Linked DNA regions of Homo sapiens: region 1 is linked to region 2. The links are chromatin contacts, found by Hi-C or POLR2A ChIA-PET in ENCODE. All regions are on one chromosome and are shown on one strand. The core of a region is the stretch at or near the end of the contact, and the rest is flanking DNA. Distances in the headings are between cores, read along the strand shown. Region 1 holds the start of EME1 (essential meiotic structure-specific endonuclease 1). Region 2 holds the start of SPATA20 (spermatogenesis associated 20).

Evidence for each region. Hi-C counts contacts between places; a loop is a spot of excess contacts on that map. ChIA-PET counts read pairs that join two places held with the same protein, here RNA polymerase II (POLR2A). Pooled maps may share reads with other maps.
Region 1: a pooled map shows a loop between it and region 2 (2.9-fold over the local background). The contact joins the promoter of EME1 here to the promoter of SPATA20 in region 2. A Hi-C loop is called at or near these places in 8 of 50 pooled maps. POLR2A ChIA-PET finds 5 or more read pairs at or near these places in 3 of 52 experiments (A549, AG04450 and HepG2).

What each region holds. Positions count from the first base shown.
Region 1 is chr17:50,368,778-50,375,367 of GRCh38, reverse strand. EME1 (essential meiotic structure-specific endonuclease 1) reads right to left here and starts at 2,139. Exons shown (of 9, transcript NM_152463.4): 1 at 2,091-2,139; 2 at 1-183. The coding sequence starts at 159. MRPL27 (mitochondrial ribosomal protein L27) reads left to right here and starts at 2,184. Exons shown (of 4, transcript NM_016504.3): 1 at 2,184-2,237; 2 at 4,782-4,913; 3 at 5,269-5,336. The coding sequence starts at 2,198. RefSeq lists enhancers at 1,821-2,040, 2,181-2,650 and a silencer at 4,434-4,595.
Region 2 is chr17:50,541,651-50,548,423 of GRCh38, reverse strand. SPATA20 (spermatogenesis associated 20) reads right to left here and starts at 1,250. Exons shown (of 17, transcript NM_022827.4): 1 at 1,139-1,250; 2 at 657-704; 3 at 1-141. The coding sequence starts at 1,215. EPN3 (epsin 3) reads right to left here. Exons shown (of 10, transcript NM_017957.3): 9 at 6,730-6,773; 10 at 4,674-6,580. The coding sequence ends at 6,267. RefSeq lists silencers at 971-1,240, 6,105-6,544 and an enhancer at 4,868-5,368.

The DNA of each region.
Region 1 (6,590 bases), core at 890-3,389, 170 kb after region 2:
TTCACAATCTGAGATGTCAACCACTACAATCTTCTCTTCCCTTTCAGGCTGTCTCCTCTTTGTTGAAGATGGTTCCTTCTTCAGAAAGGCAAATGTTGGCAACTCCTCAGAGTCACTATCACCAGAATCCAGTGAGGGTGATGACTTCTTTAGAGCCATCAGTATGTGCTATCAAATAATTCCCTAAAAGGAAAAGAGACATATGACACAGACTGGAGCATTCAATTCAGTCCACTAGCTGTGTTCCATAGCCAGGCTTTATGACATAAATATAAGATATAGAGAATACAGAAACAGAGAAATATGACATGGCCCCAACACATTCAATCTGGAACTCTAACTCCTGGTAATCTAACAGGAATCCTCCTCAAATTCTTTCCAGGTCAAGCTGAAGTATAAACAAAGTAGAGTTACCATTACAAAATTTTAATGGGGGGAGGTGGTAACAAGATTTAACACCTCCAACCCCTTGTTTATCTTCACGTTTGAAATGGAGATGTCAAAAGTTCTTCTTTTTTTTTTTTGAGATGGAGTCTCACTCTGGCACCCACGTTGGAGTGCAGTGGCACAATCTTGGCTCACTGCAACCTCACTCCCAGGTTCAAGTGATTCTCCTGCCTCAGCCTAGCTGGGATTACAGGCGCCCCACCACCACACCTGGCTAATTTTTGTATTTTTAGTAGAGATGCGTTTTCATCATGTTCGCCAGGCTAGTCTTGAACTCCTGACCTCAAGTGATCCGCCCGCCTTGGCCTCCCAAAGTGCTGAGATTACAGGTGTGAACCACTGCACCTGGCCAAAAACTGTTCTTTTTAAAAATTGAGATATAGGCTGGGCATGGTAGCTCATGCGTATAATCCCAGCACTTTGGGAGGCCAAAGCAGAAGGATCACTTGAGCCCAGGAGTTCGAGAACAGCCTGGGCAACATAGTGAGAACTCGTCTCTACAAAAAAATACAAAAATTAGCTGGGTATGGTGGCTCACACCTGTAGTCCCAGATACTCAGGAGGCTGAGGTGGGAGGATTGCTTGAGCCTGGGAGGTCAAGGCTGCAGTGAGCTGTGATTGTACGACTGCACTCCAGCCCGGGTGACAGAGTGAGACCCTGCTTCAAAAGAAAAATAAAATAAAAATAAAAATAGAGATATAATTTGCACAGCATAATATCCTTTTAAAAGTGTACATTCAGTAGATTTTAGTATATTCACAATGTTGTGCAACCATCATCACTATTTTATCACCTCAAAAAGAATTCCTGCAGCCATTAAGCCGTCACTGTCCTTTCCCTCCCTCCCCAGCTCCTGGCAACCATAAATCTGTCTCTATGCATTTGCCTATTCTGGATATTTCATATAAATAGAATCATACACTATGTGGCCTTTTGTGATTGACTTTTTTCACTCAGCTTGTTTTCAAGGTTTATCTATGATGTAGCCTGTATCAGTAGTTAATTGCTTTTCATGACTGAATAATATTCCACTGTATGGATATGCTACATTTTGTTTATCCATTCATCACTTGGACATTTAATTTGTTTCCTTTTTTTGCCTGTTATGAATAATGCTGCTATGAACACTGACATACAAGTTTTTGTGGGGGTATGTTTTCAAATCCCTTTCGTGTATATACCTAGGAGTAGAATTGCTGGGTCATATGCAAAGCTAATCATTTCTTGAACATTTACTAACACTGTAGGTATGACCCAGAAGGAGACATGTAACCTGCCTAGGCCTCAGTTTCTTCCTTAGTAAAACAGGGATGGTAACAGCACCCATTTTATAAGGTAGTGAGAATTAAATAAAATAATGCATCCACCGCGCTTAGTACAGCATCTGGCACACAGCTGGCTAAGTAGAGTAAGTTGAATGACTAGGGAGGGGGCCTCATCTCTGACCCTTCGCTGGGCCTCCGTTGACATCTGCAAATCAGGGGAGTGGGACAAGCGGGCCCCTGCCCGACAAGCTCTGCGCCTCTCAGGCTGGCGGTCCGCTGCAGAGGCTCCTGGACACCTTAGCCACCAAGATTCTGCAGAGCGGTGTTCAGGAGGGAAGCCCTGCCCAATCCGCAGGCCTGCGACCGGGGACGCTCACCTGCAACTTCTCCCGCCACTCTTTCAACTGCCACGCAGGGCCCGGAAGTAGATCTCCTGATAGCGGAAGTAGAAACTTTTCGAGACCGGAAGTGAGTGATCGAAAGCATGGCGTCGGTGGTGTTGGCGCTGAGGACCCGGACAGCCGGTAATGGGACGCAGTAGTCAGAGCGGGGTGAGGCGGGGAGGCAGAGTGGAGCTCCAGCAGGGAGGGAAGGAGGTGACACTGATCCCCGCGGAGGACCTTGGATGCGAGGGGAAGTGTGTGGGGTACTCCAGGTTTGAGGGACGGTGTCGCTGGTCACGTGACACATCCTGGGTGGAGCCGTGAGTGAGGGCGTTTGAAGAGCACTTGTCTTTCTCCTGCCTCAGCAGCACGGACGGGTTCCTTGGCGGTTGGGGATTTGGGTGGGTCCTTTCTCTGTAGAAGTATTAGTAACATTGGCATATTGGGGTTGAAAAAATTAATCTATTGATTCAGCAGATTGAGGTCTTACTTTGTGCTAGACACGGCGGTAGGTGTTCGGAAAATCAGCAGAAAACGTGAAGACTTGGCTTCTAGCCCCCGAACGGTTCTCTCTGGTGCATAAGGCAATAAATGAACATATAAAGTAGATGTAGACTGGCAAGTGCTGTGAAGAAGGATAATGTGTGTCTGTGTGTGTGTCTTTTTTTAGATTGGACGGTGAAGGAAGGCTTCTGAGGAGATAACATTTAAAACCTAAAGAATGACAGGCGGGGCGTGATGGCTCACGCCTGTAGTCCCAACACTTTGGGAGGCCTAGGTGGGCGGATCGCTTGAGCCCAGGAGTTCAAGACCGACTGGGCAACATGGCAAAACCCCATCTCTACAAAAAATACAAAAATTAGCTGGGTGTAGTGGCGCTTGCCTGTGGTCTCAGATACTCAGGAGGCTGAGGTGGGAGGATCACCTGAGCTCGGGAGGTCGAGGTTGCAGTGAGCTATGTTCATACCACTGCACTCCAGCCTGGGTGACAGAATGGGGCCCTATCCCCCCCCCCCAAAAAAAAAAGAATGACAGGAGACCTAGACCTGTGTAGAGTGAGGGACAGGAGAGTGACTTGAGCCAGTTTTACATTTTGAGAAGCAAACTATTGCTCTTATGTAAATTTAAAGGGGATAGGAGTGGAAATGAGGAAATCAAATGGAAAGTCGTAATAGCCCTGAGGAGAGATGATTTAGCCAAGATGTTTGTGGTGGCAGTGAACTTGGAGGAAAACGGATGAATTTGAGATCTGTTTTGGAGTTAGCATCCACAGAGCTTGCTGGTGAACAATATGTGAGGACAGCAAAGAGAAGGAATCTGCAATGACTCTGGTTTCTGCCTAAGCAACTGGATGAATGGTGGTACCATTTACTTTGAGGAGGAGGATGGGGAGTAGGGTGAAGAGCAAAGATTTGTGAGTGAGATAATGTAAGTAAAGTAAAAGCCCAGCTCCTGAGCTTAGTAAGTATGTAAATGAATGAATAGATGTTTAAAGGTAGGTAGATCCTGGCGCCGGGCATGTTTTAACATGTTGTCTTTCTGAGTCCTTATCTCTGGTCCTTTGCCCCAGCTAGTCTCTGGTGTCATGGAAATGTCAGAAACCCAGGCTTCAGGAACTCTGAACTTATAGGCTCCAGAGACCCACAAGGCTTCTCTAAAGACACTGGCATGGACCTTAAATCATGGCTGTGTCTGGAGACCTGCAGGCAAGGAGTTGCACCCCTAGGCTTGTCATACAGCAAGGGACTACCATCTTAGTATGAATTTTAGTTCATTTTACTTCTGCAAATGAATGCTATTGAGCACTTTGGAATGAGTATGGAGAGGTCAGATTAACAAGGGCAGTGTGTGGGTCATGGTTGGACCTCTGCTTGATGTGCTTTGAGAAGAAAGGGCCCAGCCTTCTGAAATGGCCAGGACCCTGTGGGAGCCACTTTTAGGCCAGCCATCCTTTTGGTTTACTAGTATTTGGTGAGCAGTGGATGAGTGGACAGCTGAGAAAGTCATGGGTGAGGCCTGTAATCCCAACACTTTGGGATCACCTGAGGTCAGGAGTTCGAGACCAGCCTGGCTAACATGGTGAAACCCCGTTTCTACTAAAAATACGAAAAATTAGCTGGGCGTGGTGGCGTACACCTGTAATCCCAGCTACTTGGGAGGCTGAGGCAGGAGAATCGCTTGAATCCGGGACGCGGAGGTTGCAGGGAGCCAGGACTATGCCATTGCACTCCAGCTTGGGCAACAAGAGTGAAGCTCCGTCTTTAAAAAAAAAAAAGAAAGAAAGTCGTGGGTGAGCCTGAAACCGAAGCCTTTCTGGATGTACTGGGCTCCCCAAGTCTGTTCTGGCCCCTCCGTGGTGCATGAGGGTGAGTGAGCCTCTGAAGCAGGCAGCTCTCTGGTGTCCATTTCTCCTCAGCACATTTAGACTGAATGTGTCAGAACCCAGAACACATGATGTTTATTTTTTTCCATTTGTGTTTCACTGCTCCCCCGCCCCCTCCCCCAAAAGGAGAAAGCCAAGGACTTAGAGGTATTCCCTGAGAACTAATACACTCAGTGGCACTTCTGCTCCCCTGACACAGCTTTCTCATCTCCCCACCGCCTCTCACGTATCAGCATGTGGCCCATTGAGGCAGAAATAGTTTGAGCCTGTCTGTCTGAACAATGTTTCTGTTTTCTCTGCAGTTACATCCTTGCTAAGCCCCACTCCGGCTACAGCTCTTGCTGTCAGATACGCATCCAAGAAGTCGGGTGGTAGCTCCAAAAACCTCGGTGGAAAGTCATCAGGCAGACGCCAAGGCATTAAGAAAATGGAAGGTGAGGATGTGCCTTGGCTTCCCCTTCCTAGCTGCACCCTGTCCTCATGTTCCTTAGGAGAGCAGAAGAACCCTGCGTGTGCCTGGCCCTGTTCTTCCTTACCATCATAATTGGCTCCAGTTTAAAGGAACGGATAAGACCTGAGGAAGGGTCATCGAGTGGGTGGGTGTGAGCCATAACCATGCAATTAGAGACAAGAGCTGCTGGGTGGCAGATCCTGCGCTGCTTGTGTTGGACTGTCTGGGAGTTGTTTTTGGCCAGGGGCAGGCTTGGAGGTTGGTGTGCAGCATTTGGGCCATCATGTTTTCTTGGTAGTTTGCTATGCTGCCCCAGTCACTGTGGACTTCTCTTCTAGGTCACTATGTTCATGCTGGGAACATCATTGCAACACAGCGCCATTTCCGCTGGCACCCAGGTGCCCATGTGAGTTGCTCCGTTGCTGCCCCCCTTTTTCCTTTTCTAGGTTGACCTCTCCTTGCCCCTAAGCATGGTAATAACAGTTGCATGTATTGAGTGCTTACCAAATGGCAAGCATTGTGCTGATTCCCATGCCTACACGATCTCATTTCTTCCTTACCACATCCCTGTAAGTAAGGTGAAATGCCAGAGACCTAGACGGGGTGGAAGGAGCAAGTGACTGCTGGGATTTGCACCAGGTCTGCCTAACTCCCAGATCACTATGATTTGCCCTGGTGTTGCATTGGCCTGGTATTCTTGGTTCTCCTTTCTAACCCTCAGTTCTTGGAGGACAAGATACCTGGTGATTTAAAATATTATTTTAGTCTTGGGAAACTAATTTCAATTTATTAGTTTTTCATTATTCTAAGACTTCTTCCTTTGTATAAACTTACTTGCAGATGGTTGAAAGATAGCTTGAATTTAATGAAATAGAATTCAGTGTGCCAGGAGTTAGGTTCATACCAGGTGGGGATTTCAGTTTCAGCAAGTTGGCATCATTTTTATAGGGTAGGACAGTTCTTTGTTACAGAGACATAACGATACTGTACTCTCCACATTATTTTAAATATTAGTTGCCTTTGTAAACAGTTTCCCCTCCCCCACCCCTTTTTCGATAATTTTAGTAGGTACAAAAAGGTTGATAGTAACCTGTATTTATTTCAAAGATGCTAATTTGTATGTGAATTGATTATGTATGTAGTAGCTTTTTACCTTTTAGAACTTAAGACATTAGATGTGTGGCTATGTCAACAATAATAATCAAAGCTAACACATTTTGAGCTAGACAGTATTCTAGGCCCTTTATGATTGTTGAGCATTAATCCTCAAAATGACCCTGTAAAATAGTTAATATTATCCCCATTTGACAGACGAAAAAATAGAGGCACAGTGAAGTAACTTGCCTAAGACCACACAGGAGTAAGTAGCAGTGCTGGTATTTGAACCAGGCATCCTGGCTCCAGAGCCCATTCTTTTAATCAGAGAGACAGAGAATAATGCTGGACTACCTGGGTAAAATTTGCCACACACCCAGCCTGAAGTTCTAAAAGAAAAAGCTAAAAAATATGGTTAAAAACTGTATATACAACACAGTTTAATCTCTCTGCTTCATATTTCACATCTGAAAAGTGGCGTTGGAAATAATACCTCTTTCACTAGGTGAGAATTAAATGACTTAATGTGTATTAAAGGGCTTACATGGGTATTAGCTAATGCAGT
Region 2 (6,773 bases), core at 1-2,500:
AGGTATGGTGACTTCTCGTGGATCAGGCGGTTGGGGACCCTCTGGGGTGTAGATGAAGGATGGCTTCCTTTCCCTCCAGCAGGCATGGGCACTGAACTACTGACCGTCGCACTTCGGTCCTTGTCCCGGGAGGAGCTACCCCTGGCGAGGACTGGTGCATCAGGCAAGCCAGGGGCCTCCACCCACCTTCTCCCAGGCCCCCCAGCACCTGCTCCATTTCACTCAGCACCCCAGTAGGACCCCTGCTCCCAGCCCAACCCACCTTTCTGAACCATGGGGGAGACTGTGGCCTTTGTGCTCCCCCTTATGTTTTTTGGGGGGTGAGGAGAGGTGGCTCATTGGGGGCTCCTTGCCAGGTTAGTCTCCCCCAACCTCCTGGGCCTGGCGGTGGGAAGGATGGCTGTGAGGTCAGGGCGGGTCACAATGGGCAGAATGGTTCTTGGGGCTCCATTCTTACCCCTCCCCAGGCCCCTCCCCCGGCCCTTCCTGGAGCAGCTGCTTGGAGGCATCTCTCTGGCAGGCCTGGGTGTGGCCCCACTGGAAGGCAGCCTACTGTTGGTGGCTGGACAGGCCAAGATCAGTAGGGTCTGGGACTCGACCAGGTGAGGGACAAACAGAGGAAACCAGACATGGGGACTCCCTCACTCAGCGCCCACCTGCTGGGACTCCTGTGGGGCCAGGTCCTGGGCCAGACTCCAGGACACCTAGGGAATCAGAGACCTCAGGGAGTTCAGCCTGGAAGTGGGACTGCAGGCAGACCTAAATAACGAAAGGTCCATGCAGCAATAAAGGACTGTGACAGGGCACAGGGTACTATTGGAGAAAGGCCCTTGACCCAGCATCCAGCACTGGGGTGCAAGGAAGGCTTCCTGGAAGCAGTGTCAGAACAGTCCCTGAGGAGCTGGCACTGCACTGGAAGGAAGGGGAGAGGAGGGAAGGGATGAGGACGGGAGAGGAGGGGAGGAGGGCCTTACAGCCAGAGCCAGGTCTCAGGAGCAGACCGGAGGTGGGGTGGGGGAAGGGCCAGGCATGCAGGGGTGGTCCAGACTGGCACTGGGGACCGGTGTCCGGAAGACCCTCCACTGGGCCCGCAGGCAGGCGCAGGGAGTGCCCTAGGGGCCCGCTCGCCCGCCCGTACCTGCGGCTCGCGGCGAGGCCTGCACCGGCGCGGGGCAGCAGAAGGACGCGGCCCAACCAGGCCCGCGCGCCCAGCATGGCTGCTCGGGGCCGTGGGCCCGGCCGCTGAGGACAGGAAGGGAAGTCAGGAGGCTGCGAGGGGCGGGCCGGGCACCTACGGAGCCGCGGGCGGGTCTTCGCCGGGACTTGGGACAGTGTGGCTGGTCTCCGAGCGTCGCCCTGCGGCGGAGCGCAGAATTGCAGATCAGGCACCCGAGCCTTGGGAGGACCCATTCTGTGCATAAAACTGGGCTCTGCCCCTGCCTGGGGAGGACAGCCCTTCTCAAGGGAATAGGGAGAGTTGTGGGATCTAGGGCTGGGAGATGCTAGGGACATGGGATGCCAGAGCTTCAGCTCATTTTGTCCAACCCCTGCCCATTTTACAAATGAGAAATGAGATCCAAGGCGAAGGCGTACCTTGGCCAGGTCCACCAGCTAACAAGGTTTGCTTTTTGCAGCCTCCTCGTCTCTAGGTCCTACTCAAATCCTACCCACTCCAGGAAGTCTTCCTTAAATAATACTGATGAGCCCATTTTATGTCTCATAGGTTACACATGGCCTCATTGGCTACATTCAGCCAATATTTATTAAGTGCCTGCCGCCTGCCACTCTGCAAGGCACTGAGTATACAATGGTGGGCAGAGAGAAACAAGGCTCCTGCCCTCACATGGCTCACAGTCTGTTGAGAGCGGCAGATGCTAATTCGACAGCCATACCGATAAACACCCACGTGACAAGTCCGTGAGGGTATAACGTAACAAGTGACCTGATCTGGTGGAAGGGGCAAAGGATGAAGGCTTCCCTGAGGAAATCACATTTGTGAAGCCATGGAGAACGAGAGAAAGGAACTTGGAGGGTGCTCAGGGGGAGTGCTGGGGAAGGAGGCAGAGGTACAGTTTGTGCAAAGGTCCCGTGGCTTGTCAGTGAGTCCGGGCTGAGCAACTGCAGAAAGAGGGAAGACAGGCAGTAGATGAGGGCAGAGGCAAGATCTTGGAGACACTCGTGAACTGTAAGAAGGGGATTTTTATTTTTTGAGACAGAGTCTCGCTCTGTCACCCAGGCTGGAGTGCAGTGGTGTGATCTCGGCTCACTGCAACCTCCGCATCCTGGGTTCAAGGCTGGTCTCGAACTCCTGACCTCAGGTGATCCATCTGCCTTGGCCTCCCAAAGTGCTGGGATTACAGGCATGAGCCACCATACCCGACCCCATTTTTTTTTAGCCAGAGTCTCACTCTGTTGCCCAGGCTGGAGTGCAGTGGATCTTGGCTCTCTGCAACCTCCACCTCCTAGGTTTAAGCGATTCTTGTGCCTCAGCCTTCCAAGTAGCTGGGACTACAGGAGCGCGCCACCATGCCCAGCTAATTTTTGTATTTTTAGTAGAGACGGGGTTTCGCCATGTTGCCTAGGCTGGTCTCAAACTCCTGACCTCAAGCGATCCATCTGCCTCAGCCTCCGAAGTGCTGGGATTACAGGTGTGAGCCACCGTGCCTGGCCAGAGAAGGGGATTTTTGATGACAGTAGAAGCAAGCTATTGAAAGGCTTTAGTCAGGAGGGTTACCAGTTAGATCTGCGTTTTGGAAAGATCCCACCAGCTTCCCAGTGGAGAATGAACTGGAAAGGGGCAAGAGTGAAAGCAGGGGCAGATAGGAGGCTATAGCAGCACCCAGGGGGAGATGGGGGAGCAGAGATGCAGAGAAAGGGATGGGCTGGAAGTCGGTCAAGGAGGAAACGTCGTCAGGATGGGCGGCGACAAAGAAGGCGGTGTCCAGGGTGACTTGCAAGGTGGGGCCGTTCCCTCAAGAGAGGGCATGGGGTGGGGGTGGGGGGACAACTCATGGGGTTCATTGTGGGACCTGTGGGTTTGAGATGTGCACATGGAGGCAGAGATGACACTGCTTGGAGGACAGAGGAGAGGCTTCAGGAGAGAGGATTGGGGGTCTTGACTGTTGAGACCATGTGGGTGTGGAGCTGATCCAGGGAGACCATGCAGAGGAGCAGAGAAGAGGGCTCAGGTCCAGGCTTAAGTAAGCCTGTGAAAGACACAGATGGAGGCAGGGCATGGTGGCTCACGCCTGTAATCCCAGCACTTTGGGAGGCCGAGGAGGGTGGATCACCTGAGGTCAGGAGTTTTAGACCAACCTGACCAACATGGAGAAACCCCCATCTCTACTAAAAATACAAAATTAGCCGGGCATGGTGGCGCATGCCTGTAATCCTTGCTACTCGGGAGGCTGAGGCAGGAGAATCGCTTGAACCCGGGAGGCGGAGGTTGCGGTGAGCCGAGATTTCATGATTGCACCCCAGCCTGGGCAACAAGAGCGAAACTCTGTCTCAAAAAAAGAAGAAAGAAAGAAAGAAAGAAAGACACAGAAGGGAAGCAGCCAGGGTGCAAAGGACAGCACCCCAGAGATGAAGGACAGAGTGCCTACATGTCAGACTCCTGAGGGGCCAGCCTGGCTGGGACAGAAAAATGTCCACTGGCTTCAGCAACATGGAGGCCATTGGTGTGCTTAGTGGGCGTCGTTCTAGTGAAGTCAGGCTGAGAGCAGAAGTTGCCGAGTCGGCTGAGGAGGAAGAGGAAAGGGAGGGGAGACAGAGAGAGATGATGGGTGCTTGACATGAGAGGATAGATGGGAAGACACTGTCAAGATGGATGGAGCTAATTAAGACACATTTCGATGGGAAGGATTCGTTTGAGAGAAAGTGGTGGACGCCATCAAGGATAGAAGAGATGGTGGTCCTGGGTGACTCTGAGAATGTGGGGTGTGGCGGGTTGTTGGAAGGGTTGGCTAGCCGGAGGGTCCAGTGGGTGCTCCAAAGAACATGTTCTGGCTAGAAGGAATGAGGTTAAGCTCAGAGAGCCAGAAGCCTGCCTTGAATGTAGAGGAATCTGGGGTGATGACAAACCTCCAAGTGTGACCATGGTGAGGGTCATTGAGAGGTCAAGGGGCCATAAGGTCCTTGGATAATGGAGCGACTTGAAATTGAGGTAAGAGCTGGATGAGAAGACCATGAGCCAAGACCGAAGCATCCCAAAAGTGAGGTGGAGTGGCAGCCCCAGGCAGGGAAGAGACAGAATGACTTATGGCACCAACCTCCTAGCAGGAGGGGTCTTATAAGGAGGGAGGCAGGAAGCAAGGCTGCCAACTTTTTTTGTGGGAAACAAAACAGCTCCCCTTGGGAGTCCTCGGGGGGATCCAGTTTAGAAGAAGAGAGCCTGGGTGGCAGGGCCACAAAGGGTGGATCAGGGGCCAAGAAGGATGGAACATCCCAGGTTTGGGTGCAGCAGAAGATATTAATAGATGGGTGCTGGACTCTGGGTATTGCCTGGCAAAACCAGGAGTGAAAGCCATGATGGGTTCGTGCCTCATGGTCAGTCTTTGAAGAGGGTGGACTCTGAGCTGAATGGACACGCCTGGGGACATCCACATAGTAACCTCACAAGGAAGAAACTTCTGATCCCGTTTGACAAGTAAGGAAACGCAGGCACAGAGACATGGAGAGGGTAAGTAATTTACTCAAGGTCACAGAGCATAACCACTTATTACTAAGTGATTCTTGTTAGGGTCAAACCTTGGAGCAGAACTTTGAACCCTGTAAGTCTGACTCCTGAGCAGGTGTTCTTGTCCATCCTGTTTGTAACTGCATTGTGGGACTCCCTTCCCCTACCCCCACCTCAGGAAGGGGAGTGGCATTGTGCCTCTCCACTCACCGACTCTGGTGGAAGGCCATTTGTCCCTGAAAGGGGGATGGAGGCTGGCTGCAGGCTGCCTGCAGAGCCAGACCCCAAGCACTGAGGACACATCAGTGTCCAGTGGTCCAGTGATCAGGGAGCATTGAGAAGAAAAACAGGCGAGGGTGGTCATAGGGGCCCCTCCTGGATTGAGTACCAGGCCTCACCCCACCCTTGGTTTCCCAGACTCCACATAAACCCCCAGAAGGGGTCCGATTCCTCCTGTGTGGCTAAGACTGAGTTTCTCGCTAGCCTTGGCGAAGCAAGGGAGAGGGCAGAGTTACATTTAAGGTGACTCAGTAAAACAAAGGAGCCTGGGAGCTCCTGCACTTGGCTTCTGCCACAGCCGCATCACGTGCCCCTGGCTTGTCTACCCTGCTGCGCTCGAGCTCCTGGAGGTTGGATCCCTCCAAGGTGAGCCCAGCACTTTGTCCACAGCAGTCAGTCAATATTTGCTGAATTAAATCTGGGGCCCAGCCTGGGATCTCCAGGCCTTGGAGCCAGACTGTCTGACTCTTGAGTTCCAGCCCCGCCCCATGCCAGCTTTGTGACTTTGAGCATGCCATTCAACCTCTCTGAGCCACGGTTTCCTTGCCTGAAAAATGGGAGTAGTGCCGGCTGCAAGGTGAGATACCTGTGCAATCGCACTGCAGTGGGCTTTGCGCTTGGTTTCATGCTCTGTTGTCCCTGTTTTGAAATTCTTCATACGATTTTGAACAAGGAGCCCCTACATTTTTATTTTGTATTGAGCCCCACAGATTATGTAGCCGGGATCCTGAACGGAATTAACAATATTTTCTACCTCAGAGAGTCGTTGCAAGCATTAAATAAACTGATCTGCTTAGCACGTAAGCAGTACCCAATAAATAGGAACAAAGGCCTATTGTCTCTTGCTGTTAGCCCAACCCCAGTGCCCATGTGTGATAAATGAATGAAATGACCGAATTGAGTGACAGCCTGGCAGCATCTGGAAGCGAAGGTGCCTGGGTGACGGGGGATGGAGGTGAGGGTTGAGAAGAGCTGTAAAGGAAGCGGGGCAGTTTTGCACCCCACGTTGTGCAGCTGCAGTTTCCTAAACAGCCGGTGATCCACGCTGTGGTCGAGACCCGGCCGCCACACCCCGCAAAAAGTCCACTTGGTGAGAGCTGAGAACGAGGGTTCCAGTCTTTATTATGCGGGCGTTCAGTTTCTAGCTCCCGGGCCGTGGTCCGCGTCCAGCTTCCAGAGCCGCCGCGGGATACCAGCCGCCACTGGCTCGGCGTTCCACTAGCACCGGCGCCCCGCCCAGCCCCGGGTCCGGAGGCGGGGCCGCGGAGCGTCCGGCGCAGGCGCAGGCCGGTATGGGACGGGGCGGGGCTCAGAGGAAGGGGTTGGTGCCGGTCTGCGGGGGCGGGGGCCGCGGCCCGGCTGAGCTCGGCGTGGGCAGCAGCGGCTGCGGTGCGAAGGCTCCGGCCTGCGGGAAGACGCTAACCGAGGCGGGGAGGGTCAAGCCAGCTGGCACGCTGCTGAGCGGGAGGGGCAGAGAGGCGCTGTAGGTCATGGAGCCCAGGGGCGCCCCCACAGGCCCGCCTGCCAGGCCCAGCGCCGGCGAGCCGGTGCGCATCTGGTTTAGCGTCGGCCTGCCCGGCTCGCCCGCGCCGAACGGGTTGGTGGGGGACGGAGCGCTGAGACCTGCAGAACGAGAGTGGCTTTGAGTGACCCGGGGTTCAGAGCCCTACACCGGGAGGTCGTGGAAGTTGGGAAGAAGAGTGGGCTCCTCCGGCGGAGGCTAGGCTCTGAAAGCAGGAGCCCCTGGGTTGAGGGACAAGGGCATATCTTACCTGTCAGGAAGGGGTTCCGGGTCTTTGCAACCTGGGGTGCCTTG